2 separate regions of the Mus musculus genome follow, and region 1 is linked to region 2. The links are chromatin loops, found by intact Hi-C in ENCODE. Cell type or tissue: heart. All regions are shown on one strand. Each heading gives the region's core, and the rest is flanking DNA. Links, peaks and the distances in the headings are about the cores only. Region 1 has its middle 37 kb from the start of Aldh1l1. Region 2 overlaps Txnrd3 (thioredoxin reductase 3).

Region 1 (15,118 bases), core at 3,441-8,440, 840 kb before region 2:
GCTGTTAAGAAGGCTTGAGTTGGGGTCTGAGAGCACTTCCTGCTTTGTCAAAGGACCAGAGTTCTGATCCCAGCACCCAGGTCAAGTTGCTAATAAATGCCTATTATTCTAGCTCAAGGGATTTAACGCCCCTTCTGAACTCCGTGGTACCTACACGCACACATGCACAGACACATACATAGGCACACACATAACAAAGTCTGAGCTCACAGGGCCATTTTGTAAAGGCTTTCCTAAGCAGAATAACAAAACCAGAACCCACTAGTGAAAAGATTGGTCGGTTTCACTGTTTGTTCCATTACCCCAGGAAAGCAAGGATTCAACAGAAGAGAAGTAATCAATAATGAAGACACTCTCTGAATAAAGGGTAGGAAACTTGGTGACCATCTTAGCTGACATTGATAAAATATCTGAACAAGCCCAGGTCTCCTCATACTAACACGAGTCACCCAGGACCTATGTACACATAGACAACCATGTCCTCTATACCATAGGGGCATTGGGAGAGCCTCACACTGACATCACACACAAAGGAGAGGGGCTGGAATGGCCTGTCTAAGGACAGGAATAAGCTGGAAGGGGTTATAGAACATTATATTAGAAATTCTAACCAGAGAAAGTAAACAAGAAGAAGAAATAAAAAGTGTCAGGATATAGCAAAGATAGAAGTAAAACAGAAGAAACTGAAAACAAACTAAGGTAGAAGAAAGAGGCAACAACTTCTGGGGAATAGAGCGTGCGTCTTTAATTCCAGCACAGGAGGCAGAGGCAAGAGGATTTCTGTGAGTTCGAGGTCAGCCTGGTCTACAGAGTGAGACTCTGTCTTGGAAGACGGAAAAGAGGAAGAGATGGCAAAATACTGCGTTCACAGGTGACAAGACTTTGCCTGGAAATCCCCCAAATTCACAAAAGCTAATGAACTCACCAATGCTTCAGGATACACAAGATTGACATGTGTTGTGGATTGTTGTCTGTTTTTTCTGCCCCACCCCACCCCCCCAAGGTCGTCTGTATTCAGGTGAGGTCAATTGAAATCTTCATTGGTCAGATAAGATTAAAGCCTGTGTTTGAACAGTGGAAGGAGGGGGCAGAGCTGAAAGTTTTAGAGAGAGGAGAGAGATGGGGACAGGGAGAGATGGAGATGGAGAGAAGATGGAGGAAAAAGATGAATCAGAACCACATGGCCTGAAATAGCCACAGCGGGCAATCGAGTAATGTAGGGCACATTTGCCCCATCTAGGTGTGCAGCTTGTATTTATAGCAATTGAGTTTCGTATTCTTTGTGTGGGCCTTTTGGGGGTTGAGGATTTACTGTTACAAATTTGGCTGGTAAATTACAAGCCTCTAGAGTTTTCGTTTTATGGGACTAAGGGGATCTGAGTGAGTGGTAGCCGAATTTCTGCAGGCTAGCCACCGGGGGTAGGTGATCTGGGAAGTGCTAGTGGCAGCCAGCTAGCTGCAGGAACCTCGGAGCCCTGCTGGTACATAGCTGGACATAATGTGGATTTATTTTGTATAATTACACACCACAGACATGTAAAATGATATTGTATTTCTAAATACCAGAAATGAAAATGTCATTAATCAATTAAGAAAACTCAGGGGAAATCTAACCAAAGAGGAGTGTTGGCAATTTCCTGTTGTGATAAAAGATCTGATAAAACAACTTTAGGAGGAAAGGGTGGGTGGGGAGGGGTGAGGGGGGTGGGGAGCAGTGGGGAGAGAAGTCAGCTCCTAGTAGATGGCAGGCAGCATTCTTCATTCCAGGCAAGAGTCAAAAATGGCCAAAATCCATCCATGGAAGCTGGCCTGGTATCTGTATGGTGGTTACAAGGGCAGGTGAAGACCAAAGCCACAAGTCCCCTTGAGGCTCAAGCCTTGGGACTTGCACAAGGCCCTGCTGGCACTTTCCGTATCACAGGCTGGCCTGACTTCAAACAACAGAGAAATAAATTCCAGCCTGTGACAGGCAGACAGCAAAGTCACATTGTGGATTGGAGCAGGCTCTGTGGGTGTGACTTCTTGGTCCCCATCTGCACCTCAAGCCGCTTCCCCTCTCTCTGGAAAAAAAAAAAAAGCCCTGCTCACTTTCTGTTTTCCACTCTAAGGAAAGCCCACCCGTAGCATCTCTGTGTTTACCTTGATGTCAGACAGGTCCTCAGAAACACTGCTGTTCAGAGACAAGAGTGCTTTAAGGCTGGTGGGTGTTCCTGATTTTGCAGAGGCAGAGGCAGAGGCAGAGGCAGAGGCAGAGGCAGAGGCAGAGGCAGAGGCAGAGGCAGAGGCAGAGGCAGAGGCAGAGGCAGAGGCAGAGGCAGAGGCAGAGGCAGAGGCAGAGGCAGAGGCAGGTGGATCTCTGCAGGTGGATCTTTGTGAACCCAAGGCCAGCCAGGTCTACATAGTGAGTTCCTGGCCAGACAGGGCTACATCCAGAGACCCTGTCTCATTAAAACAAAACAACTTTGTTGACTGCTGGTACAAGTGAGGGCAGCCTCATGCAGTAATATTGCTTCTGCTTCTGCTTCTGCTGCTATAAAATATAATGGTCAGATTGCCCTTTCAAACGTCTCATAAAAAAGGCATTTACGTTTAATCTACCTTAAAAAGACCCTACCTCAAAACAAAAGCCTTTAGAAAGGCACAGTGCACCTCCAAAAGAAGGGGCTTCAGAAGGCAGGTCAGGGCTGGGGAAGCCATGTGTGGCTTCTGGGTGCTAGCTTAGCATGCGCAGGACATGAAACAAACATGGTGAGATGCAAAGTGGCAAGTGTGGGCAACGAGGACATCTTGACTTTCTGGGATAGGAGGCATGGGGGGGGGGCGGGAGGAGCGGGCTGAAGAAAGGGAGGGAATGAGATAGGGGTTGACTCTAAGGCAGTGGGGAGGCGCGGCCTCTGGTTTTTCTTTTGGTTCAGGGGGAGGTCTGTGGGGACCTGTGGGGCAAGAAACTTCTCCCTAGTGGCCGATGTCTTGCTAGTAAGGTGGCTGACACATGGTGGTCTCTCCCCACATAGGAAACGTGGACTCTGAGCCTGGGGAAATATTTGGAGGGCTAAGCGGAGGAGAACAATCAAGACAGTGTCTCTGGGACAAGGAATGCCCACAGTCAGAGGCCAGGGGAAAGGCGCTGCCTTTGGGGCTGCAGATCTAGCACAGTACTCTGGCCTTGCTTCCACAGTTTTACTATAGCTTTTTCCCTCTGCTGCCTAGATCTTGTATTTTTGGGTAGAGCTCCGTACAGGCTGGATCAGTGTTGGAGAAGATGGATTCCTGGTCTGGGGAGGTACTCGGTGGACTGAGTTGAGGACAGCAGACTTCCACATGTTTCTGGCACAAAGAAACTGCACTGGCAGAGGAAACAGGAAGTTCCCAGCCTTTGGGGTCTGTAGGCCTATCTTGAGTCCCACATCCAGGCTTCCCGGGTAGTTTTTGAGCCTTCTTCTGGTACTCTCTAGCACATCAGTTCTGGAACCAGATCTTGATCTTGATCCATCAATCCAAATCCTTGAGGCAGAGGCAGAGGCAGAGGCAGAGGCAGAGGCAGAGGCAGAGGCAGAGGCAGAGGCAGAGGCAGAGGCAGAGGCAGAGGCAGAGGCAGAGGCAGAGGCAGAGGCAGAGGCAGAGGCAGAGGCAGAGGCAGAGGCAGAGGCAGAGGCAGAGGCAGAGGCAGAGGCAGAGGCAGAGGCAGAGGCAGAGGCAGAGGCAGAGGCAGAGGCAGAGGCAGAGGCAGAGGCAGGTGGATCTCTGCAGGTGGATCTTTGTGAACCCAAGGCCAGCCAGGTCTACATAGTGAGTTCCTGGCCAGACAGGGCTACATCCAGAGACCCTGTCTCATTAAAACAAAACAACTTTGTTGACTGCTGGTACAAGTGAGGGCAGCCTCATGCAGTAATATTGCTTCTGCTTCTGCTTCTGCTGCTGCTGCTGCTGCTGCTGCTGCTTCTGCTTCTTCTTCTTCTTCTTCTTCTTCTTCTTCTTCTTCTTCTTCTTCTTCTTCTTCTTCTTCTTCTTCTTCTTCTCCTTCTCCTTCTCCTTCTCCTTCTCCTTCTCCTTCTCCTTCTCCTTCTCCTCCTTCTCCTTTTCCTTCTCCTCTTCCTCCTCCTCCTCTTCTTCTTCTTCCTCCTCCTTCTTCTAGAAGTACATTTTCTTTTAATCTTTTTTTTAAAAGATTTTATTTATTTAAGTTTATGAGTACAGCTGGGCGTGGTGTTGCATGCCTTTAATCCCAGCACTCAGGAGGCAGAGGCAGGAAGATTTCTGAGTTTGAGGCCAGCCTGGTCTATAGAGTGAGTTCCAGGACAGCCAAAGCTACACAGAGAAACCCTGTCTCAAAAAACCAAAAAAAAAAAAAAAAAAAAAAAAAAGTATATGAGCACATTGTAACTATACTGATGGTTGTGAGCCATCATGTGGTTGCTGGGAATGAAGGTTGCTTGCTTGGCTAGCCCTCCTTGCTCCAGCCTAAAGATTTATTATTATATCTAAATACACTGTAGCTGTCTTCAGATCACTGTAGCTACACTAGAAGAAGGTGTCAGATCCCATTACAGATGGTTGTGAGCTACCATGTAGATGCTGGGATTTGAACTCAGGACCTTTGGAAGAGCAGTCAGTGCTCTTAACTGCTGAGCCATCTCTCCAGCCCTGTAATATTTCTTCTATAACTAGTGAAATGCATAAACATGTACACACACACACACACACACCAGAATGTACCCAAAGGCCAGGAGCTATCCTGTGCCTCAACCCCCACACAGTGGGAGGAGAAAAGCCACCACCTGGACATCTTTGCTTTTTTCTTAATCTCAATTTCCAAGACCAACCCACAGCTGGGAGAACACAATCCCTCCTTGCCCAAGAGGTCCACTCTCTGAATGAAGGCCCAGTAGGGACACTGCCAACACATAGTTCAGGACAGTGCCAGCCTCTGCTAGGTCTGCACCAGTCACACACTTCTCATGGAAAGACAGACAGAAGCTAGGGAACAGAGGAAGGGGCTTTTGTCACTGGCCACTGGCTGGCTCCTTCCCTGCCTTACTCAGATGTCCCCACATGACCGGGACAGATAGAGGATGATTCTGTTCTGCAGAGAGTAGCATGAACTCACCTTCCCTGCCTGATCTGTATGCAACATGCTGCTCCTTGGACGTGGCCTTTAGTACTATCAAAACACAGCCAATGGGAGCCACAGGGAGCTGTGCGGACTGCAGCTGACACCTCTACAGTCAACTTAAAAGGGAAAGCTCGGTGGCTCTTGTCGAGGACTCAGGTGTGATTCCATGGGTCCCAGGGGATCCAGTGCCCTCTTTTGACCTCTACTGACACTGCACACGCGTGGTACATAGACATACATGCAGACAAAAGCCAGACACATTAAAATAAAAACAAAAAAAAAAAAGAAAAGAAAAAGAAAAGAAAGAAAAACGAAGCAGACAAACATGAAGAGACGTGACTAGTAGGTAGCCGCTGATCATGACCACCAAATCTTCTGCAGTTCACATGACTGAGTTTCTGCATTCACAGGGCGGGCAGTGCAGGAGACATGGTCACACAAACATGGGAGTAACACACAGTACTATGACATCCATGTCCCCACTTGGGACGAGGACTTCCTAGTTCCACCATAACCTTACAGACCCTCAGTTGTACATGTGAAATGTAACTGGTGCTTCTCTACGCCATCTGCTTAGAGAGGGAGGGTCTCATCCCAGGGCTCTCCAAAGTGGCCTCCTAGTCACCATGTATCAGAGACCTCCCGGGATCCCACAGAACTGACCAGCAGGGGGCAGCATGGTGCCACAGAGGCCCTGAATCTATTGAAACCCTGTAGGGCAGATGGCAGTGCCCCAGGGTTCCAGCCTGAGATCTGAGCAGAGCCCAGGCTAGGCTGCTCAAAAGCCCCACAGAAGAGACCCAAGTGGCCGCACCCAGAGCTGCAGGCCTGCAAAGTCAACAAGGTTTGGTTTTTCTCCATGGCTGGATCAGGTCACTATTTACTTGGCTCCGCTGGGGACTGCAAGACCTTGTCCTATGAGCCACACCTATTTTTACCCAGCAGAGTCAGCCTCAGGGTGAGATCTGGGGCTGAGAGTTTCCATTGTTGCTCCAGGCTGTCTGTCTCTAGGTGAGAGCACTCAACCAGGGACCTCCTGACTCTCCTGCTGCTCCTCTCCTCTCCTCTCCCTCCTCTCCTCTCTATGCCATTCCCCTCCTTTTCTTCTTCTTTCTGTCTGTCTTTTTCCCCCCCTTAATCTGCCCCTCCCTTCCCACTCCTGGCCCCTGGTCCCTAGGACCTGTACTGCCTGGTAAAAATACACCTTCCCTCTGAACCTCAAACTCTCTCCTTTGGGGTGTTTGATTTTGACACAGCTCAATGTGCCAGTGAGGCAAAGCCTCTGTGGGCCCTCCCTGGGACCCTTCATCTCTGTTGCACAATGGAGACTGGCTTGCATCATCAGAGAGGCCTGGCCAGTGCACACTCAGCATATCATGGAGCCAGCCTGATGCCTCTCAAGGACCTGCCCTCTGGCAGGGCTGTGAGGGATATGAAGGGTGCTGACCTGCAGAGACCCCCTGTCAGGAGCAAAGCCTAAGTTATCTGATTGATCCTAACAGGAGGATCAGGTTTTGGCCTCCTCCTCCTCCATTCTCTCCCTCTGTCTATTCAAGCTAGACCACCAGTCTTTGGAAAGCTTTTCAGAGTAGGGGGTTCCCAGGCCTTTTCTCTGCCCTTCCAGAGACCCAAGTTGAGCAACCTCAAATCCAGGACTCCTGGCTGGGCAGAGTAGCTTCGGGGTACTGGGGAACCTTGGCAGCTGACACCGAGGTCCACTCAGGGCTGCATTAGAAGTGAAACAGAGGACAAAGAAAATGAAAATGATCAAATTTAAGATCTCAACCTTTGGGGGCTGGAGAAATGTCTCAGCAGTTGAGAGCCTGGCTGCTCTTCCAGAAGACCTGAGTTTGATTTTCAGCATATACACGGTGGCTTACAACAGTCTATAACTCCAGTTTTAAGGGATCTAAGGCCCTCTTCTGGCATGTTTGAGCTCTGCACACCTGTGGTGTATATCCATACTTGCAGGCAACACATTCATACACATAAAGAATCTAAAAATAAACCTCAAAACAAAACAAAAAAGCCTTAGCCCTTGGGTAGCTGTACAATTCACGGATGAATTTTGAAGTCAAAAAAGTGAACACAAAATTTTAATGAGATTTATTGTCCCCATTAACCTCTTTCCATCTCCCACTTTAAGCAAGGTCTCAGATAGATCTGGGCTTGTCACCCCTTTCCTGGACCTGTGTCTCAGATGGCTTCCCCAGCACCTGGGTGAGCTCCACCAATGTCAGATGACCTCTGGCCCCTGCAGGCTACACCTTCTCTCCACGTGGGTCACCTTGTCAGCCTACCCTCTCTGAACTGTGGCTTTGCTCTTTTGCATGAAAACCACTTCTGACTCCTATGGAAGATAGAAGATAATGTCCTAACCCAACCCAGTGAATAAATTTGCCACATGACAGGAATCCCAAGACTACGAGTTCAGTTAGAGCTAGTCAGGGGACTGGAGGTAAGAGGATTGTCCTGGTTTATCTGGGTGAGCCCTTGTTATGTCACTAGCGTCCTCTCTATGACACAGACTTAGCCAGTCTGTAGGAATGGTCTGGGGTAAGGCTTAACTGGCCACAGCTGGCTGTGAAGATGGAGGGAGGGGCCGAGAAGCTGGGGGAGGACAGGCAATAGATAGTAAACCTTTCAGACAATTTGATTTCAGATGCTGCTGCACACTGCCAAGCCCAGAACTATGTAAGAATTAAGTTTATATTGCTCTAAGACACTGTATTGCTGATAATCTGATTTAATAGTCTGCCAAATGTCTTTTCTGTTACCCTTTTCATTGCTATGACCCAACAAGAAGTAATGGGATGGGGAGGGAGGGTTGTTTTGGTTGGTAGGGGTGGGCTAAAGTGGGCAGAGGTTTAGGCTGTAGGGAGGGTGAGGGGAGCTTGTTTGGGCTGTGAGGAGGGAGAGGCTTATCCTCGATCCTGGTTTTGGAGTTGTCAATGCATGGTTGAGCAGCTGTGCTGTTTTGGGCCTATGCTAAGATGTCACAGCACAGCAGTCCTGTGTGATGAAGCCTATACTCACGTTACAATGGAAGCCTCCACAACCCTCTCCCTCAGTTAGCAGGACATGTGAGGACTGAGAGTTTATAAAGGAGCCCGTGGGGACATTCTAAACCCCAGTGTGGACACGAGCGACTAATATACTCTCAACTTTGCAGAGGAGGAAGCTAAGGCTCAAGAGAGAGTGGGGAAGGTCTGCAGAGTATAGAGCACCGGGGTGGCAGGGTTTCATGGAAACTGTGGCCAGGGTGATGGTGCACAGGTCATCTGAGCACACTAGGTCTGGGTTCAGTCTTGCACCACATGGGCCTGAACTGGAAGAAGTCACAGTTTTACCAATCCCCAGGCAAAACTCAACCCCAGTGGCATAAAGCTCCTATAAATAACAAACTTAACGGATGGGTTCAGGAAGAAACTGCACTTCTTAGTCTGAGATTCCTGAAAAGATCCATGCTCCTGGCAGCCATACTACCACTGGTGCTAGACTTTCCCCAACTTCCTCCCAGAACTTTACCATTCTCTAGCCCACCTCCTGCTGCAATATTTTCATTTACATTTCAAATGTTTTCCATTTTCCCAGTCCCACCCCTCAAACCCCCTATCCCAATCCCCCTCCCCCTGCTTCAATGAGGGTGTGCCTCCATCCACCCACCCACTTGCATCTCCCTGCCCTGGCATTCCCCTACACTGGGGCATTGGGCCTTCACAGGACCAAGGGCCTGGTGCGCAACAAGGCCCTACTCTGCTACATATGCAGCTGGAGCCATGTGTACTCTTTGGTTGGTGGTTTAGTACCTGGGAGTTCTGGGGGGGTCTGATTGGTTGACACTGTTGTTCTTCCTATGGGGTTGCAAACCCTTTTAGCTCCTTCAGTCCTTCCCCTAACTCCTCCATTGGGGATCCCATGCTCAGTCCAATGGTTGGCTGCAAGCATCCATCTCTGTATGTGTTAGGCTCTGGCAGAACCTCTCAGGAGACAGCCATATCAGGCTCATGTCAGCATGTACTTCTTGGCATCCACAATAGCGTCTGGGTTTGGTGACTGTGTATGGGATGAATCCCCAAGTGGGGAGTCTCTGGATGGCCTTTCCTTCAGTCTCTGCTCCACACTTTGTCTCTGTATTTCCTCCCATGAGTATTTTGTTCCTCCTTCTAAGAAGGACTGAAACATTCACACTTAGGTCTTCCTTCTTCTTGAGCTTCATGTGGTCTGTGAATTATATTTTGGGTATATTCTGAGCTTTTGGGCTAACATCCACTTATCAGTGAATGTATACCATGTTTGTTCTTTTGTGATGGGGTTACCTCACTCAGGATGATATTTTCTAGTTCCATCCATTTGCCTAAGAATTTCATGAAGTCACCATTTGTAATAGCTGAGTAGTACTCCATTGTGTATATTTAGGCTCTAGGCTCATAGGATCTACCCTGTGACTTTGGACAGTAGAGAGGAGTCTGTAGCAGTAGGGTCACCTTAGAAGCTGGAGCTGTAGGGACCTGACTCACCTCACAGGGAAGCTACTACTTTTAGGAGGCCCTGTCATTCCCTAGGGTATGAGGTTGCAAAGGGTAGATCCAGAATCTTCAGTCATGGACAGGCTTGGACAAACGGAGCTAGAGGCACTGGGGTTCTTTTGCAGGGAACGGTCACCTTCAAGTGTGCCTTTTGCCCCTGATTCCTGGGAAAAGGAGGTGGTGGTGATAGAAAGAATCTAGAGCTCTTCCTAGGGTCGAAACTGCCTCCTAAGGAGAGCCAATGCCAGTCAACTAGGACTTCATTCATGCTTGGAGGTGGGGGAACATGTCCCAGATAGCCACTCCTACCTTCCAGGATAGCACCCTTCATCTCAGATGTAGGGAGAATAGGGCTTGCTAGATGGCTCTTCTAGTAAAGGTGCTTGCCACCAAGCTTTATGACTTGAGTTCAACCCCATGGACTGATGTAGTGGGAATAGAAAAATCAACCGGAGCCCTGACTCCTGCAACTGCATCAAGGCATGCATGACCTCCCCCCATGTCTATGTAGGAGGGGAAGTAGAGGTAATAGTACTTTAAACTGACATGCTTCTATGTGTGCAGATGATGGATACTGGACATGTGCAATGGCATGACATTTGCTCAGGGTTCCTATGTCTTCCTGTGCACTTTCTGTCATCTCTAGGTAATGTGCATGCTCTATAGACACTTGCTGTGCTAGATTAGGTACAGAATGATGAGAATTTCAAATCAGTTGCAATTTCCCCTAAATATTTTCAATCTCTGGTTCATTGACTGCATGGATATAGAATCTATGAACACAGAGGCCCAACTGTATCCATGACTGTGTTCCTCAGGGACTAGTTAGATGTGAACTTTGGAGCAGAGAGAAGATGACTGGGCAGGGTGAGATTTTGGTTGACACTCAGAAATTCCACAAGGCCTGGACCACAGTGTCTTGTGGAAGATGTGCTGGGTCCTCTCTCACGATTGCTGGGAGTTTCTGAGAGCAGCCTCGGCTTAACTGTGCCCACCTCTCTTAGAACACATTTTAGCCCTTCCACTTAACACTCTGAACTCAGCCTAACATGCTATGACCTTTGACTTTGCTTATGAAAAGACAGACACAAATGCAGAGACAGATGATAGGAGACAATTGTCCTAGCTTAAGCCAGGAGACCCAAGGATAGAGGGCTGAAGGAAGTGTGCCAGGGTCCAACAGGGAGCTGCACCTAAGCCAGCAACTGGATGTCCACTAGAAGAGACAAAGATGATAGTCCTGTTAATGGGAGGCACAGGTGACTCAGGATGGTGTCTAAGTCCTGTGGAGGGTGGGGATTCTGTGCTCTGTGGGAATGTGAGGCTGTGAGCCTTCTTCCATTGTAACTTTGAAGCCTACTGGGCAATCCATCTCATTTAAGAGGAACCCAGGAGGTTTCTTTCCACTCAATCTGCTTCCCTTTCATTCTATTTCAAGCACACATGAAGTTCTGTGTCCAAGAGTAGTTGGTGCAGGTAGGGTAGGCTCCCGGAGGGAATCAATGGCTTTCCTCCGGCAAGGACTTCTAATGTCCCACAGGAAAGACTGTATCATCCTGATGAGGCTGGGAAGGGTGTGGGGCAGAGCCAATGGGAGAGCTTGTGAGAAAGAGGCTCAGCCATATAAACCTCTGAAGAGTTAGAAGGTGTGAACGCAGGTACCAGCCCACTTCTAAAGGAAAAGAGAGGGGGCTGGAGATGCAGCTCAGAGGGAGAAGACAAATTTAATGCACAGAAAACCCCGAGGTTCAAACTCTAGAACAGGCAGGAAGTAAAAAGATGGAAATCAGGATTTGTGTATAAAATAGGAAGTTTTAAAGTTGCTGTAATACCACAATAAAGCTGCAAGCTGGATGCCGAGACACACCAAGTCTTAACTAAATGCAGTACCTGCTATGTCTGATCTGTCAGAGACACTCAGTAAAGAATTCCTAGAGGAATGGATGGATGGATGGATAGATGGATGGATGAGTGAGTGAATGAATGAAAGGCCTGGCAGGACGCCCTGACTCCCGTGGAGCCAGGAGGCCTGTGTTTACTCCATACCCTGCAGGAGAACACAGTGTCCACAGGGAGTATGCTGTAGAGGTGCTGAATTGGCGTGAACACCAGGGCTGGCCAGCAGCCATCCTGGAGCCAGGGTGGAGGAGGTCAGTCCAGCTAGTCAGACCCAGGGGCTGGCTCAGTTGTCATTCCACGACTCTAGGCAACGACTTCTAGTCTATGAAACAAACACACAAACCAAGGACCTGAGGAGGAAGCCTGTGGCCATGCCATCAACACTCTCTGCGCAGCTTTCTCTGCACATACCCTCAGTAAAAGGCTCAGGTCTGAGAAGATAGGCTGGACACCCAATGCTGTGCCAAAGAGAGAAGTCAGTATCCGTCATCCTGGGGGCAGGGTTGTCATTTCAGGACATCAGACCCTCTGTGGACCCACCTATCCACTAAGAAGATACAAGCAGTGGGGTTTGTCTATAGGGGAGTTCCTGTTGTACATGCCTGTGGGTGCCCACTGTGCCTTGGACATACACCCCCCTGTGATGTGGATATACAGCCTGTAGCAGGTGTGAACCCCACCGTACTGTCAGAGGGTCTATGACATGCTTCTAGTTAGTAGGTGCAAGACCCTGAGTATACACCCTGGCATATGCAAATGTTTGTGCAGGATATGGTGTTGGTGGGCCTGAGAGTGTCTATTATATCACCTGCTGTGTTCTTAGACCCTGTATGTGCCCTACTGTAAATGGTCTGTGGCCCAGGCCCATATAGCATACCATGGTGCTATGGGGGCTCCTGGCCTGGCTCACTTCTCTCCCAGGTGTCTGCCCCAAGTATCTGTTACAGACCAGAAGGGCAGAGACTTGTTCTCCAATCCCAGGCTGAAGGGCTGAAGGGCAACCCTGGGTGGGGAGGTCGCCAGGGCCTGCATTCCTGGCCTGGAGCTCTCTGGCTGGAATTTGTACATTCCATTCATAACATTCCCTGAAAGGGAGGGGGCAAAGCCCAAGTTAGTTAATAAGAGGGAATAAGAAAGAAGGGCTTCTTGCGACTCCAGGCTGTGTGTTCTGCTTGCCCTGGCACAGGCCCCAGTGGCTGAAATGCAAGGAGCACGTGAACTGTGTACTGAGCAACCTGGCACTGGCCACCTCTTAAGCCTGCCCCGGGGGCACCTGCTACTGGCTGGCGTTACCTTCTCCTAAGGGCTGGGTGCACAGCCTGAGACTTAGGGACTCTAGAAGGTAAACCTAGGCTCTCTATCTCTCAGGTAGTCCCATAGCAGTGGCTGAGTCCCAGGGTGACCAGGATAGGTAGGGATAGCCAGTGCCACCTCCAGGGTACAGAAATAAGTGGAGCAGGACTGTCACCACTTCTATTACAGACAGACAAGTGCAGGCTCTGGGAGATAAAGTCCAGGTGGCCGTTCTTTTTCCATGCCTGTATAAAAGCAGAAGAGAAGACAGAAGATTAAGGGACACAGGAGGGAAGGAGGCTCTTCACCTTGGGTCCAGTTCGCATTTCCTTTTGGCTGGAAATCAGAAACTTTGACAAAACTGATAAGATCAAATTGCCTACAGATAATGAGTGTTTTCCTAAAGACAGTGCCCACAAAGCTGTTCAAAACAACTGTGCTATGTGCTAACTTAGGGACAGGATGTTGGTGACCTTGAAGCTATGCATATTAGCATTCCCACCATCCCTATTCTAAATGCATGCCACAGACCATTGCTATTGCAAATACACTGGGTACTGACAAGTGTAACTCATATTTAAAAACATTTCACTCACCCCTTAAGCCACTGCACTCAGGAGACAGAGGCAGGCTTATGGATGAGAAGTCAACCAGGTTTACATAGTGAGCTCCAGGCCACCCAGAGTTACAAAGTGAGACCCTGTCCCAAAACAAAACAAACAATGAGGACAGCAAAAAGAAAAGTCATCTCACGCAGTTCCTCAGCGATGCTTAATTAAGAAAGTAAAGGGACCCCGAGATCTATGAGTCTATTCTGGATCCAAACCCAAGTCCTGTCCCTGAAACCTGGAGAAACGACTTTAAGCACATGACACTGCAGCTCTCAAAACCACACCTTTCTCACCGGGCTACGTGATCATAAATGAGATTCCAAAACCACAGCAGGCTGCCAAAGCATGCAGTGAGCAGATCCACACAGCTCCCTGCACGGTGGAGGGCTGTCCCCTGTGGGAAGGCTGGCAGCTGCCCTGACTTGGGCTCTACAGGCCCACAGTGCCTGGAGGCTCTGGAGGGACTCTTAGCAGCTATTCAAAGTCCAGCAAACAACAAACCGAGCCCCTGCCTGTAGCATTCACCCAGCTTGGCACTTTCCCCAGGCGGGCATCCGGCCATCTCCCTAAGCACACATTTTCCTACGTGTCCAAGGTGTGAGAAAAGCAACAGTCTCGAGTCTGGGCTCACGGGAAAGGCTTGGTTTTAAAGGCTGTGTGTTTTTTAACTCGATATGAAGTACATTCTGTAACTCTTGACCAAAATACCAACTGACGTAAAGCAAGCTCCTTCACGAAAAAATATTTTGCTTGGAGATGGATCCCTGAACGCTCGCTCATGGTGGATGAAGTATCCCTTTCCTCCGGCAGGCTGTGGCAGGAAGGCTGGAATGGGGAGGGTCGGTCACCTCTCCTTTCCTGCAACATCCCTGCAAAAAGCTACTGCCTGAGAAGGACACTGAAATAAGACATTCAAGGAAAACCACCAGGGCAAGGAGCCCTTCCAGCTGAAGAGAGAATTCAGTAAGGTGGCCAGCTACAAAGTAAACACACAAACCCTGTGGCTCGCCAAATACCCCAAAATAGTTGTAACAAAATACACTGGGGGTAAAAAAGATCCCATTCACGATTCAGCAAGGGATGAGAAATTCCTGGGAGGAAGCTAGGCAAGGAAACACATATAACCATACTGAAAAAACACAGGATTAGATTATTTGGTAAACAAGAGAGACAGGGCCTGGGGTAGAAAGACACATTAAAGGAAAAGGGGCCCATTTTCCAGCAAAAGTGTTTGACGAGGAAACTAATCCAGAATTATGTTATCAGACATTAAAGCTAAAAGCCTTTGAACATTACGTTCCGGATATGGATAGAAGAGCAGAAGAGGAAATGTGTGTGTCAGCCTGAAGCACAAACATTAGCACGTGAAGACATGACCTTCCGAGTCTGCTGTGGAAGCTCTAGGCTTTTTTCCAATAAACCACTTGGGCTAGGGCTGGGGGTCGGCTCTGTGGTTGAGTGCTTGTCCCGTGCCTGTAGATCCAGACCCAGCACCAAAGAGGGTGGGGGAACAGGCAAATGGCCAGCCCTTGGAATGAAATAAAGTTAGATGCCTATTTTTTGTTCAGATGGATTAAAGATTCAACACAACTTGAAACCACAAAAACAGCCAGAGCATATTTCTGTGAATATTTATATAATCTAGGAGGAAGGAGAAGAGCCCACTGAACACA
Region 2 (15,118 bases), core at 4,860-9,859:
TCACGAAATTCTTGGACAAATGGATGTATCTGAAGAATATCATCCTTAGTGCTTAGTGAGGTAACCCAATCACAGAAGAAGTCATTAGATCAATATACACTCATTGATATGTGGATATTAGCCCAGAAACTTAAAATACCCAAGATACAATTTGTAAAACACAAGAAAATCAAGAAGAGGGAAGACCAATGCCTGGATACTTCATTCCTCCTTAGAATAGGGAACAAAATACCCATGAAAGAATGACAGAGACAAAGTTTGGAGCTAAGACAAAAGGATGGACTATCTAAGACTATCCCACCCAGGGATCCATCCCATAATCAGCCACAAACCCAGACACTATTGCATATGCCAGCAAGATTTTGCTGAAGGGACTTTGATATAGCTGTCTAGTATGAGGTTATGCCAATGCCTGGCAAATACAGAAGTGGGTGCTCACAGTCATTTATAAGACGGAACACAGGGCATCCAATGGAGAAGCTAAAGAAAGTACCCAAGGAGCTGAGGGGATCTGCAACCCTATAGGTGGAACAACAATATGAACTAACCAGTACCCCCAGAGCTCGTGTCTCTAGCTGCATATGTAGCAGAAGATGGCCTAGTTGGCCATCACTGGAAAGAGATGCCCCTTGGTATTGCAAACTTTATATGCCCCAGTACAGGAGAATGCCAGGGCCAAGAAGTGGGAGTGGGTAAGTAGGGGAGCAGGGCAGGAAGGGTGGGCATAGGGAACTTTCGGGATAGCATTTGAAATGTAAATAAAGAAAATATCTAATAAAAAAGAATATCATTCTGAAAATTAATTAATTAATTAATTAATATTCAATTGCTAAACATAAAAAACACCATGTTAACAGCAAGGATTTAAAGAAATAATTTTTTGCCATTTGACAACAAGCCAAGTAAATTGTGACGCAATGTCATACTTGCTCATTATATAACCAAATTCCATTACCTACAGGAAGTAATCCTAAAGGTACCCAAAGAAATGAAGTTTGGCAAATGGATGTGTTTCATTTTACAGAGTTTGGTAAACTGAAATATCTTTTTTTTTTTCACTTTTCTCTTTTTTTTTTATTATTAGGTATTTTCCTCGTTTACATTTTCAATGCTATCCCAAAAGCTCCCCATACCCACCCCCCCAATCCCCTACCCACCCACTCCCCCTTTTTGGCCCTGGGGTTCCCCTGTACTGGGGCATATAAAGTTTGCAAGTCCAATGGGCCTCTCTTTGCAGTGATGGCCGACTAGGCCATCTTTTGATACATATGCAGCTAGAGTCAAGAGCTCCGGGGTACTGGTTAGTTCATAATGTTGTTCTACCTATAGGGTTGCAGTTCCCTTTAGCTCCTTGGGTACTTTCTCTAGCTCCTCCATTGGGGGCCGTGTGACCCATCCAATAGCTGACTGTGATCACCCACTTCTGTGTTTGCTAGGCCCCGGCATAGTCTCACAAGAGACAGCTATATCTGGGTCCTTTCAGCAAAATCTTGCTAGTGTATGCAATGGTGTCAGCGTTTGGAAGCTGAAATATCTTTAAAGGGGAGGGGAAGGGTAGGAAAATTAGATTTGGTTAGGCCTTAAGAAAGTCAAGCTAGCAACTGTTATTCAGTCTCTGATGCCTAGAAAGCTCAGGGCTTGACTGAAGTTCTGACTGGATCTGTCTGAAAGGTTGAATGAGGCAAGATGATTTTGACTCCTGGTATCATGGAATCCATGACACCAGGAGTCCAAACACGTCAATTCAGCATGTCTGAGGACGAATCTGACCAAAGCTGTACACTCTGTAATATACAAATCTCAAAAGAGAATTTAAGTACTGTGATGGTTTGTATATGCTCAGCCCAGGGTATGGCACTGTTGGGAGGCGTGGCTTTTTTGGAGTAGGTGTGGCTTTGTTCGTGTGGGATTTAATATCCTTGTCCTGGCTGCCTGGGAGTCAGCATTCTGCTAGCAGCCTTCAGATGAAGCTGTAGAACTCTGAGCTCCTCCTCCACCATGCCTGCCTGGATGCTGTCATGTTCCTGTCTTGATGATGATAAAAGATATTCTCTGAACCTATAAACCATCCCCAATTAAATGTTGTCCTTATAAGAGATGCTTTGGTCATGGTGCCTGTTCACAGCAGTAAAACCCTAAGACAAGTACCATTAAAATATCTGTATGGATTGTGTTATTCTGTGTAGGGTGCACACTAGTTAAGGATGAAATTCTGCTCCTTGTTTGAGCATGTGAAAGACAGGTGTCTTTTTATGAGCCAATTTTAATAATAACCAATCATAAAACAGTTAAAGCCATTTCATTATTAAAAAATCATTTGACTATGAGACATGTCTGCTCCTGACAGTACCTCCCCCCATCACAATTCAAAAAAGATATTGAGCATCATTACCTCCAGTTGGGCTTGATTATTGTGGCAAGGCTGCCACCTAGCTGACACAGGTCATCTACAGACAATACTGTCCAGAGAAGGACAATTTTTGCCGTATAGTTGACTATTAGCTTTGCTGAGACAGGATCAGTGGCCCTTCAACTTTTTGCATAATAAGTATGTCAGATAGATGATCCTTGACCAGAAGGCCTAAGACAGAAGCTCTTGGATTCTGAAAAATGGAGGACTGTCCAGGTAATCAACCATCTTTATAAATTGGTCAAGTTTCATAAGCTATGCCTTGTGCTTCCTATATTTTCAGTTAATATTTAGTCACTCTCGGATTTCTGATAGGGATAAAGACTAGTTTTAGTCTCATAATCAAACTCAAGTTGCATAAGATAGAGAAAGTTTATATAGTAGATAACATAGGTTTCTAGTGATATTACAGGCTAAAATTCTAAACATAATCCAATGATAGAGTCAATTCTTTCATTTAGGAAATATGGTAGACTACTTTATCTAAATTGACAAATTGATGGACTAGATGTCATTTGTACCTCATACTGTGTAGTTTGCTTAATAGTTATGGTTTTGTTCAATTTGTATCTGGGAGAAGAGCTTTTTTATAATCCCTTAGGTTGGAGTGGATGGTTCTGGCTATTTTATAAATTATAGATATGTTGTCATTTTGAGGGATATTGTGCAAATGTTGTAACTTTGGACAGGAAGAGGAAACAAGAGAACTTAGATTCAGGGATTTCTACCTTTCCTCTTCTCTGTGCTTCCTTCTTAGATAAAGGAGAGGGAGTTGTAAAGGAAAGTGGGGGATATAATAATATTATAGAAATTAGAGAAATAGAGATAGGATATTAAATTTACTCCTAAACAAAGCATTGTATAGCCATAATCTTACATTGGTAGAAACTTTTATACTTGATGCAAATTGGAAGTTTTAATTTCTTACATTGGTAAAGAATTTGTATGTATTAATACTGGTTTAAGGTTTTCATTGGTATAAAATTTTGTATATTAATACAAAATTTTAAATTAATATTATTGCTCGTAGATAGGCATTATGCCTATGCAACTCATATAAGAATACAAAGGCTGGGAGCTGCAGAAGTGGCTCATCAGTTAAGAGCACTGACTGCTCTTCCATAGGTCCTGAGTTCAAATCCCAGCAACCACATGGTTTCTCACAACCATCTGTAATGAGATGTGACACCCTCTTCTGGAGTGTCTGAAGACAGCTACAGTGTACTTACATACAATAAATAAAGAAATCTTTAAAAAAAAATAAAAAGAATGCAAAGGCTTAGACTCAGTCTCTTTAATAGCTGCTATTACAAACTGTTTAGGATGACTGTACTGGCTAATTTTGTGTCAACTTGACACAGGCTGGAGTTATCACAGAGAAAGGAGCTTCAGTTGAGGAAATGCCTCCACGAGATCCAGCTGTAAGGCATGTTCTCAATTAGTGATCAAGAGGGGAGGTCCCCTTGTGGGTGGTGCCATCTCTGGGCTGGTAGTCTTGGTTCTATAAGAGAGCAGGCTGAGCAAGCCAGGGGAGGCAAGCCAGTAAAAAACATCCCCCCATGGCCTCTGCATCAGCTCCTGCTTTCTGACCTGCTTGAGTTCCAGTCCTGACTTCCTCGGTGATGGACAGCAGTATGGAAGTGTAAGCTGAATAAAACCCAACTTGCTTCTTGGTCATGATGTTTGTGCAGGAATAGAAACCCTGACTAAGACAATGACTAAGTAATGTAAGTTAATAGTTAGATAGTGAAACTTATGGTCATATTAGATTCTAATTAACTACAACAAGTGTTTTCAAATAGTATTCAAATAGTGAATAGCTAAGCATAATGAATGTTTGACAATTACATTTAGATAGTCTTCAGAAGTTTCAGAGATCCACAGAATATAGAACTTAATATTATTTCATCACTGAAGATCATTTGACTATGAGACAGGTGTGATCCTGAGAGTGTCCCCATCCCACTTCAAGGAAGATATTGAGCATCATTGCCTCCAGGCTGAGTTGTTTCCATCTTGGCAAGGTAGCCCTGGGCAAGAATTGCCCTAATTCATCTGCAGACAAAAATACTGTCCAAAACAGGACAAACAGATGTGGCATAGTCAACTGCCTAGTTCTGCCAAGACAGGGTAAGCTAGTTCTTCATAATTCCTGTTTCATTAAAGGTCTGTCAGATGTTTCTGTGCCAGATGGCTGAAGATAGATGCTCCAACGTTGTAAGAAATTAGGGGACTGTCCAGGAAGTCACCTGTCACCACAAACTGTGTAGTTTTGGAAGTTGTACCTTTGCGCCTCCTACATCTTCAGGTAATATTTAATTTCTTCTCAGATCTCTGATGGGATGGAAGACTAGTTATAGTCTTATATCAAACTTAAGTGGTTTAGCACTAAGGAAGATAATCTAGATTTGTAAGGATAGATTTCAGATGGGAATACAAGTTAAAATCAACATAATTGAGGCACAGAACTATAAACATCTTAAGTTAGGAGAGATGATAGAGTACTTTATCTAAATTGACAAATATGAAGGGCTGGATGTTAAGTGTATGTCATATTTTATAATTTACAAAATTGTTAGGGTTATGTTCAATTTATATCTGAGAGAAAACAGCATTTTTATTGGACAAAAGGGGGGAATACGTTGTGAGTAGCCCTGATGCTGTTTGTATTCTGATGTTAATTCTGCTTCCTCAAGAGAGGCTGCTCCCTGACAAGCAGCTGATCATGTACTCAAGTGATCTTAGGTGAACCTTTTCCCCATTTTAACTGGTCAAATAAAGGCTAGAGGCTATGATTGGGCAGTGGAAGGAAAGCTGGGACAGGGGGTCTTGGGGCAGGTAGAAGGAGGAGGAGGACAAGGAAGGAGAGAGGACAAAGAGGGGGAAGCCAAGATGGAGCAGAGCCACCTGGCCAGGAGAACTGCAAGTAGCAAAGGGTCTCATAGCCGGGTGTGGTGGCGCACGCCTTTAATCCCAGCACTTGGGAGGCAGAGGCAGGCGGATTTCTGAGTTCGAGGCCAGCCTGATCTACAGAGTGAGTTGCAGGTCAGCCAGGGCTATACAGAGAAACACTGTCTCGAAAAAACCAACCCCCCCCCCAAAAAAAAATACAAGTAGGTGCAAAGGGTCTCATAGCTGGAGAATAAGTTAGTGTCGTGTTAGATCTGCCTAATGTAGGCTTATAGCTTATAAATATAACTGAATTGTGTGTTTTCTATATGGGCTTATTGGGGTTGAAAATGACGGCAACAGTCTAGATACACAAATGCACACACACACACACACACACACACATCACCCCAGCACTAGCCACTGCTGTCAGGATATTTAAAGGTAAGGAAAAGCTGAGAATCTGCTGCAGGACAGGGGAGCCTAGTGAGAGTGGAGTGCAGTGCTGCCCTGCACTGCACATAGAGGAAAAAGAAGAGACGGGTGGACCCAGGCAAAGTGACCCAGGGTTAAGAGTGGACCCAGGCAAAGTGACCCAGGGTTAAGAGTGGACCCAGGCAAAGTGACCCAGAGTCGGGAAAGAATAAAGAGGAAAGTTTAAATTCCATGATAAAAGTGAAAATAAAAACAAAATACTAAAGTCTAGGAATATTATAAAACCGGTGCTAATGAAAGTCGTGTGTGTGTGTGTGTGTGTGTGTGTGTCTGCACACAAGCCCTTTCCACCCATGGTACAGGACTTTGAGCTGTTAAAAATCACTGCTATCGTCAAGTTCTTTCTATAAGTGCGTGTGTGAACTTGTTGAGTGTGCTCTGCTGCTAGTAACTTCCAGGCCTAGAGTTCTCAGGAGGAAATTGAATCTGGTCCACCCTAAGATCCCAAACCACATGAGATCAGCTATTCTTGGGACTGGCTGCAGACATAATGTTGGCAGATTCGTTGCTAGCCCAGTCACTCTCCCATTTGCAACTTTTATTTGAGTCCAAGAAAGACATCTCCCATGACCAAGTGCAGGTTATGTTTTCAGCCAAACCAAGTTTACTACCAGGTCAGGAGCACATTTGAGTCGGTGCTTTGTCGCCACCTGCTGGAGCAAGGAGGGACGGCCACCTCAGTCCTGGCGCAGCAATAACCCTTGTGAATAAAAGGTGAGGAGTCTGCAGCAGCTGACCACACCCCCCAAACTCCCATGGGCTCAGTGAACCAGGCTCTAGGGCCTCAAATTCGGACTCCGCTATTGATTATTTCTGTGGTCTTGGCAAAGTGATTCGCCTCTCTTTTCCTGTTCACTGGAATTCTGTGGTTGTAACCTTCTTAAGTCGCTGTGAAGGCTAAGATGCTGTCACGCTTCCATTGTGAGTTGAAGGCTGCCTGTGCAGCTGAAAAGTAAGGCTGTGGGATCCACAGCTGCCTTGTGGTGCTATCATTGATCTAGAAATTCGTGTCCAATGCTCTTCTTTTGCCAGGTCCCCTAAATAGGTTGTTGTAGTTTCCCGCTCGTATTTGGTTGTGTATGTGATTTTAGGAAAACACAGATTACAGGGGAAGGTTTTGGGTTGGTTTGTGTGTGTGTGTGTGTGTGTTTGTTTGTTTGTTTGTTTGTTTGTTTGTTTTTTCTGAAAAGTACCCAGAGCTGCTAGGAGCCCTGACCTGGGTAAAGGAATGGATGAAGGAGAGACACACTTCACCACAGACAATGTCAGGGAAAGCACAGGAGGCGAGGCAGAGTGACGATAGGCCTCCCTGAGGAGGAAATGGGCAGAGACTAGGGGTTGTAAAATGTCATCGAGATTGATGGTGTCTCTTCTAGAAGCTGCATTCCCCATGTCCTTTGCAGGCCCTTGGGTTTCTTCCTTGGCCCTACAGAATATACGCTGCTCTCTGGTGCCACCGTGTGGTACAAAGGGGAATCCGCAGGAGGAGCCAGCAGGCTCAGGTCTTCAGGCTCCTGCGAAGTCTAGACCTCATTTAGGGATGCTGGACCCTTTGAAATGGTGACCATGAGAGGATGAGGCAGCCTAGAAGTCACAGAACCTGAACTTTCCCGGGCTCATCTGTGCTGGGGTGGTGGTCTGCTTAGGCAGGCTTGCTCTTGCTTCTCTCCTGGAACAGAGGTAAGGAGCGTCTAACCAGTGACATCCAATGGGGCTGCACCCTACATGAGCATGCAGAACGTAACTCCCTTCATTCTGCCCAGTTTTTAGCTTTATAGTCTTCTTCTGGCTGAGTTGGGTTCTGCCTAGATAACCTTGGGTAATTATCACTTCCATCCCACCAAGCCCAAGGCTTCATTAGGGGAAGGGGGGTTGCCTGGGACATCTTGGGACGTTAAAAGTCTAATCTGGAGCCTGTGGGTGTGTTAAAGAGGAAACTCACACGCATTGATAAGCGTCAAATCCAGCCAGACTGTGTGGCTGGAAGCTGGGAGAAACTGATTCACTATGACAGCTGTCCATCTTTAAAAACATCTAGGTTGGCCTGACACCCTTCAAATTAAGTACATTGAAATGATGTGTTAGCCAATGTTCACCTCATGTGACAGTCCTGAATGCATGGCTTTCACACCACATAGGATGACATATCTCTGTGGGTAAGGGCCCAGTGAGGCCCTTACAGATCCTGGTTCCACCCTGGCTCTCTTTCTCCAGGGGCCTGTGGTGAGAGCCAGTTTCCTCCAAGCCTATGGGGGTGGAAGTGGACAATGACAGGGCAAGCTAGACACGGGCACTAATTCGTAACTCATGCACCCTGCTCCTGGCAGAGCTTCTCTGGCAGAGGGAGAACCAACCCACACAAGGCCTTGAGAACAGGGAGACGGAGGCAGATTCAGCCCATGGCCTCAGCAACTGAGTAAGGCCCAGACATAACTGACTCCTTAGCCATCAGGGCCCTCGTTATTTTCAGATGTCAACTGGAACAGTAGGAGGCCCTGCTTTGTTGCTGGCAGAACACAGGCCAGAGCCACCCCTTGCCCCTCGTCCTTTAATATAGATGCCTTCCTGACTTTCATCGTTTATCACAAACAGTTCCAATACCAAGGAGACCCTGGTGGGCACTAAACAGAAGGAGAGCAGAGGATGTGGCTGGAACAGAGCTCAATCTCCAGAATCCACATAGTGGGAAGATATAAGTCATTTCCACGATAAGTGAACAAAAACAAATAAACAAATGCAATTAGAATGTATAATGAACACAATTAAAATTTAAATAGAGATTAGTATGACCTAATTTTTCTTCTATTATTAAAAAAATACAAATCCCATGTTCCTTTACTAGATGAGATAGCTTGGGTCCTGAAATGGTCACCAGGGTGGCCTCTGATTACTCCTTAGAAAGGGACACAGGGGATGGAGAGATGGTTCAATGATTAAGAGCACTGACTACTCTTCTATAGGTTCCGAGTTCAATTCCCAGCAACCACATGGTTTACTGAATAACATTCAGTAAAAGCCAGACAGGAACGACCAAGCTCTGAGAAACAGAGGACTTTAAACATGCCATATGGCCTGAAAGGTGGATGCTATATGAAAATATATGGGGAATCTGAAGAGAAAGATAAAATATAAGAGCCATGGCAGTTCTACCAGCGAAAACCCAATCTACACATACAATGCAACACCAGGGAAATCTGTGCAAGGCCTTTAGCAGCAGATGGGATGGGACAGGATACAATTGGGGGGGGGGTCCCTGGGGCCAAGTCAAGGTGGGAACAAGAGGAATCTGAGGTACACAAAATTAATTCCAGTGCATCCACACTGTTAGTCTACAAGCAGAAAATATATAACATATTTGAGGAAGATATGACTGAGAATTTTCCCATTAAGACATCAAGTCATGGATCCTAGAAGCTCAGTAAAGCCCAGAAAGGCTAAGAATGAAGAAACATCCACCATAAGTCCCCGTGTGACGCCCTGCTTGCCCAGGTTTCAGTTGCCCACCAACTGCAGTCTGAAAACATTAAATAGAAGACCAGAGATATACAGTTCATCTGAGCAGACTCCCACCCCACCCCATGGTCCCTCTCCCCCTCCCCCATCCAGGGATATGGAACCTTCCTTCATGCTGAGTATCCACAGTAGATTCCTCCTTCCCACTAATCAGATTGGCTGCTTGTTCTTAGTTGCACCTGGCTTACTACTGCAGTGGCCCTGGAGAGTCACTTGCCCAGAGCAGCTTCCTCCAGAGAGATCATTACTAATAAGGAAAGAAAAGTGCTGAGTGCCAGGTTGGCTGTGGTGACCTGAAAGAATGAATCCTCTACCCACAGAGCTGTGAAGAAGGCGCAGTGCTCTCATACCAACCACAGAGCAGATGTGATAAGACAGAAGCCTGCTTGGGATGAGAAAGGCCCTCTGTGTGTGCACAGGATGAGGTCTGGTCCCATCTGTGGATTCAGGTAGCCACTGGAAGCCCTGGGACAAGGCCCTTCCTTTCTGAGCAAGGGGGAGCTCCAGCTGATGTCTTAAGTATAGCTATGTAGTGATGCGAAAAGGCACATAGAAGGAACTCAACAAAGTGGCATGATGCATTCACAATGATAAAGGACAAGACGACCCGGAACTTAACCTTTACAGTGCTGATAGGAAACACAAGTCAAGCTGGATTCCCCTATTCAGCAAATGTCCTTCAGAAATGAAGATAAACATAGACCTCCACAGACCGATGAAAGCCAAGGACTAGGTCCCCACCCGGGAAAGCCAGATGGAAATCTGAATGAGCTCACACCAAGATGAACTGGTTGGTTGTTTTTCTCACTTACTCTATAAATGGGCAATTGCTTAATTCCCTAGATGTTAAACAGGAAAGCGTGAGTCCCAGAAGCTCTGTATGCTCTAAGAATACAGTTTGGGAGATAAGGAGATGGTTCAGTGGTTAAGAACATTGGCTGCTCTTCCAGAGGACCAGAGTTCTGTTCCCAGTACCCCATTGTGGCTCACAACTGTTTAACTCCAGCCACAAGAGATCCAGTGCCCTCTTCTGGCCTCTACAGGTACCAGACATGCATATGGTGCACAGACATACATGAACAAAATACTCACATACATAAAGTCAATAAAAAAGACGACCAGCTATGCACTAGTCAGTGTTTGCCTCGAGGGGGTGCATCCAATATGCTTACTCTTCACACAACTGGCTGCATGGCCTCTCTGACACTGCAGTGACCAGACAGAAGTGTACAACACCTAGCCAGCAACTGCAAAAGCACCACTGTGTGTTCCAGGATTAAATCCCTTCCTGAGAACACATTTGGTAAGCATTCTGAACTCACCATTCCCAAAGGGTAGCAGCCATGCACCACCTTTGAATTGGACAGAAGTGATCACAGGTAAGGGATCCTGGTGGCCTTGGGTCCAAGTGACCTGATACCCACAGCATCCCGCAGCAGTGCTTCCAATACGTGAGAGAACAGCCAGCAGTCCCAGAAGCTAATTCCTACGTGGGCCATTCTAGATACAATGACACCTGAGTGCAGTCTGTCCCTGGCACTGGGGTACAGGCGTCATGAGTCAGGACAGTCAGACCCCTCTACACAGACCCTGCTCCCTCCCCCTCCCCCTCCCCCACATACACACGTCTGCCCCTCTTTTCTCTCTCCATCTAGCCTATGTCTAGTCACACTAACTAGAAACAGACCTCTTTCCTTTGACCTCTACACATCTTCTTACCTGGTCAGGCCTGTCATTTGGTTGATAGTTCAGGCAGTGCTTGGAGAACTGGTTAGACATCAGTTGTGAAGTATGATTTCCCTATCACATGTGGTGCCAGTCAGCTCAGACTACCCAAGATAACGGATGTATAAAGAAGAAGGGCCACTGCTATGGTGGTGCATGCCTGCAATCCCAGCCTTTAGGAGGCTGAGGCAGGAGGATTTTGAGTTCCAGGAGAGCCTTATTTTAACACCAAGTAAGACTCTGCTTCAGAAAAAAAAAAAAATACAGGCATTTTTTTTTAATTTTAGTGTAATAGTTTTCAATGGATCATGACTTAACAAATCATGTTTAACGAATTAGATCACACAAATTGTAGTAAAATCTTTTTTAATAGTACCCTTAAGATAAACATGGAAAACCAATAGCAATACAAGGACATTTTTTTTCTCTTCTTTGTGATGCTCCGTTAGACTAGAGGCTGGGAGGAGAATGGCTCCACGGTTCTCCCCTCAGGAGCTATGCAAGGAGTGAGGCTTGAGTCAGGCTTCTGACAGCAGGTTATATTAGTGGGAGGCCAGTGCAGCCAATTGCTCTAACCTGGCTCCCCAAACACCACAGATCCATAAGTGCTACACTCTGGGCAACAAGCCTCTTTACAGTCAAGTCCACAACTGAAAGATAATCTCTTCATGGAAACAAAGTGAGGGGTCAAAGCACTAGCAACTGGGAAAGGGAGGTGGGCTCACTGTGCCATCTAAGGCCTCGTGGGGTGAAGTCGAGGCTGACGTGCAGAAGTCGGCCTTGGCTCACCTCTGCAGGTTCCGAGCCAAGGTGTCAAGGAAGCAGCCTGGCTGCTGCATGCCGTCAGCTGAGACTCCAGATGCTGCTGCTGCTGCTGGTCCTCTGCCGCCTTCTCGTCTCTATGCCAGGAGAAAGTCCGGCACTGGTCCCCAGTGCCCAAGCAGATGTCATGGGCACAGAGTGAGAGTGTGACAGGGAAACCCAACAGCAGCAGGGCTAGCCTCAGCAGCCTTTCTGAGTAATGTCCAGCCCTGAGGACTTTGTGATTTCCAATGTTGTGAATACCTGTTTGCAAAGAAAACAAGAGATGGCAACGTTACTGCTGCTTTAACAAGGACGTGCTCCAGCTGCACTGAGAGAACACATTGAGTTAGGTTGCTAATATAGAACATACTAGAATCAAAAATCTCTGATGTTGCATTTCAAAATTGTTTTGAAGCTAGGCTAGTTAAAGCCGTTGTACCTCACTGTGGGCTGGGGAGACTCTAACTGGGTAAAGAGCTGGCAATGTGAGGACCCAAGTTCAAGCCCTGAAAGCCATGTTGAATGTGCAGGTACATGCTTATAAAATCTCCATGTCATGGAGACGGAGATAGGTACATCCTGGGACTTGCTGGCCAGCAAGCTTAGGCTATCGGCAAGCTTCAGGTCAGTGTGACACCCTGTCTCCAAAAGAGGTAGACAGTACCTAAGGAATGACACGCAAGGCTGTGCCCTCGGCCTGCACGTGCACGCGCACACATATACACACACACACACACACACACACAGAGAGAGAGACACATGGATACACACAGACATACCCTCCTGTTCCTTACCTCACCACAGGTGGGGTGGATTCCAATGGTATCATCCAGTAGCTGCTTCGTGAGCCCACATTTCATTGCAGCTGCAAATCCCTGCGTGATTTCACCAGCATTTGGCCCCAGAAGGTGAAATCCCACCACACGTTCCTTTAATAGAGACAGAACACAGAATTCCCATAAGCTAAAGATCAGAATGAAAGTCTACTCCCTGTCATTCACAGCTAAAATATATAAGATCACCCACAGGAAAGGAACTGAGCAGTGAACAGCCTCTCAAAGGATCTGTCAAAGGACTCGGTAAATGTGTGGTAAGAACTCACACTCAAATTTACTAGCACACTCAATTTGCCTACCTACCGGTGATGGAGCTCATGGGTGGGTGTGACTTCTGAATTCCACTGAGACAGGGCCACACAAACATGGCACATATGAAATAAGGCCCTACACTGGTGTGATCCCAGGGGCTGTGATCTTAGGAGGAGGATTTGTGGGCTCCGTGAGCAGGTGCCTGCTCCTGACACTCAGTAGAGCTCAGGAATGGCTGGTGGAGGCCGTCAGCAAGGCAACACGCAGTGGGTGTCAGGGTCATGGGGGCCACAGGCTGTGGCTGGATCCTGGCCTCCATTCTGATCCACCGTGAACACAGAGGCAGGGACAGAGGGGACAGAGCCAGGTGCATGAGACATCCCTGCCTAGTGCCCTGGAACTTCTCTCTGAGGGCCTCCCCTCAGCACTCCATATGCGCCATACCACTGAAGAAACACACACAGACGTGCACTGTACACAGAGCACTGCACACAGTGCTGGATGGTAGCCAAAGTGTCAGGAGCCACAGTTGTAGACCATCCGTGTGAAACCATGGGCTCTGGGCAGCAGCTCCTCCTGCGTCCTAACAGGTGCAGCTGAGCTGAGAACCTGCTCCTGTGCCAGCCTCTGCAAACAGCTGAGAGCTCGCTCCTGCCCTGACTGCCATCTTTTAAAATGCCATTAAACCCAACTGGCAAGAATCCAAGCTGTATTTTAAAATCTTAGGGGGTCAGGCTGGAGGCGCAACGCAGGGCAGAGGGTGGACTTTGCACAAATAGGCTCTGGGCCCAAGCCTCAGAGAAAATGGAGCAGACTGGAGAGCACAGCATCTACATACGTTGTCGAATTTGTTGCAGATTATCTTTGCATAACAGGTGTTGTTGTCTCTGCCAGCAACTGTCCACTCGAGAGGCCAAAACAAGGTGTGATACACCTAGACCAGAAGGGAAAAGCTTGAGATTAGCATCGTACAAAACCTACTCCTTGATACGCTCTTAGCCTCCTAAGATGACAGGCAGCAACAGCTTGTGTAGCATTGGAAGCCCAGGGTCCCAGCTGGAACACACTGATGGCTGCATTAGAGCCAGGCTCCCAAAATGCCAACTTGTCGCTTTTGCTTTGTGCAGCCATTAGTCAGAAATACAAACAGCCTCCTGTCGGCTAAACTCCATTTTCAAGCATTTAGAGTGTTGCTGGCGCCTGCGTGGGCTGAGAAGGTGACTACTGAGACCCCTGCCTAGTGTCACATTCACCCCAAACCTAGCAGATCAGCAGGCACAGAGCTGTCCCGCCTCCTGAGCACCACACCCGTGCTACTGACCCCAGCTTCCACCCTCCTTGGATAGCCATGTCTCTGGGGAGGCTCGTCTGAGTCATTATCCATGGGGCAGAGCCTTTCAGACCTGAATCCCCAAGGTCTTAACTCGCGTACCCGACCTCCCCTGCGCCATAGCTCTATTCTTCCTCTCACTTTGCCAGTGAGACAGAGTTTAGATTCACTTAGAACTCTCCCAAGTAGGCAGATGACTTCTCTAACATCAGCACAACACAGACTTGCAAAGTTACCACATAAAAAGTGGCTTCAAGGACAGACAGCTGATTATAAAGGACATATGGTCTTACTTCCAGATTCTCTTTTTTATACATTTCGATGGCTTTCTCTTCCGACAGTCCACAACAGCCATATTCCAGAGGTGTGAACACCGTTGTTGGGATGTTAATATAATCACACTAGAAGAGAAACACACCAGACTTCTGTGACCTGCTTCCCGGCAAGTTTCTACAATATGGATTCGTAAAAGGCAGCTGGGGCTATGTCAGATCAAAAGGGACTTGGCGGTTATAGAAGACTGGAGAAGCCTAAATTTGCTGGTGAGCATGTAAGAGAGCATGCCCGAAATGTATTTATTATTTCATTTCATGTGTGTGGTGTTTCCCTGAATGCATGTTTGTATTCCACCTGTGTGTCTAGTGCCTACAGAGGACTGAAAGGGGTATTGGATGCCCTGGAACTGGAGTTACAGACAGTTATGAGTCACTATGTAGGTGTTAGGACTTAAAAAAAACCTGGTTCTTCTCCAAGGGCTATAAGCATGTGAGCACACACACACACACACACACACACACACACACACGCACATGGGGATATGCATGCACGTGGAGGCCTGAGGTTCGCATCAGGAATCTTCCTCCA

Evidence for each region. Peaks named below come from ENCODE experiments on the same cell type or tissue, not always from the same donor. Only the 100,000 strongest peaks of a DNase experiment are listed, where the experiment ranks them.
Region 1: it touches region 2 in a loop (3-fold over the local background); 5 of 42 quality-filtered maps call a loop at or near these places.

Annotation. Positions count from the first base shown.
Region 1 is chr6:90,505,901-90,521,018 of GRCm38, reverse strand. No RefSeq gene overlaps it. Among named protein-coding and RNA genes, the nearest start is that of Aldh1l1, 37 kb to the left of the region's middle. In heart, for the core only: a CTCF peak has its summit at 5,787 (motif pointing right); DNase peaks (open chromatin) are centred at 5,828 and 6,448; H3K27ac peaks cover 326 bases.
Region 2 is chr6:89,671,708-89,686,825 of GRCm38, reverse strand. It overlaps Txnrd3 (thioredoxin reductase 3), which reads right to left. Exons shown (of 16, transcript NM_001178058.1): 13 at 14,548-14,655; 14 at 13,763-13,858; 15 at 12,631-12,765; 16 at 11,297-12,097. The coding sequence ends at 12,029. Among named protein-coding and RNA genes, the nearest start is that of Vmn1r40, 35 kb to the left of the region's middle. In heart, for the core only: CTCF peaks have their summits at 6,451 (motif pointing left) and 7,258 (motif pointing left); a DNase peak (open chromatin) is centred at 6,455.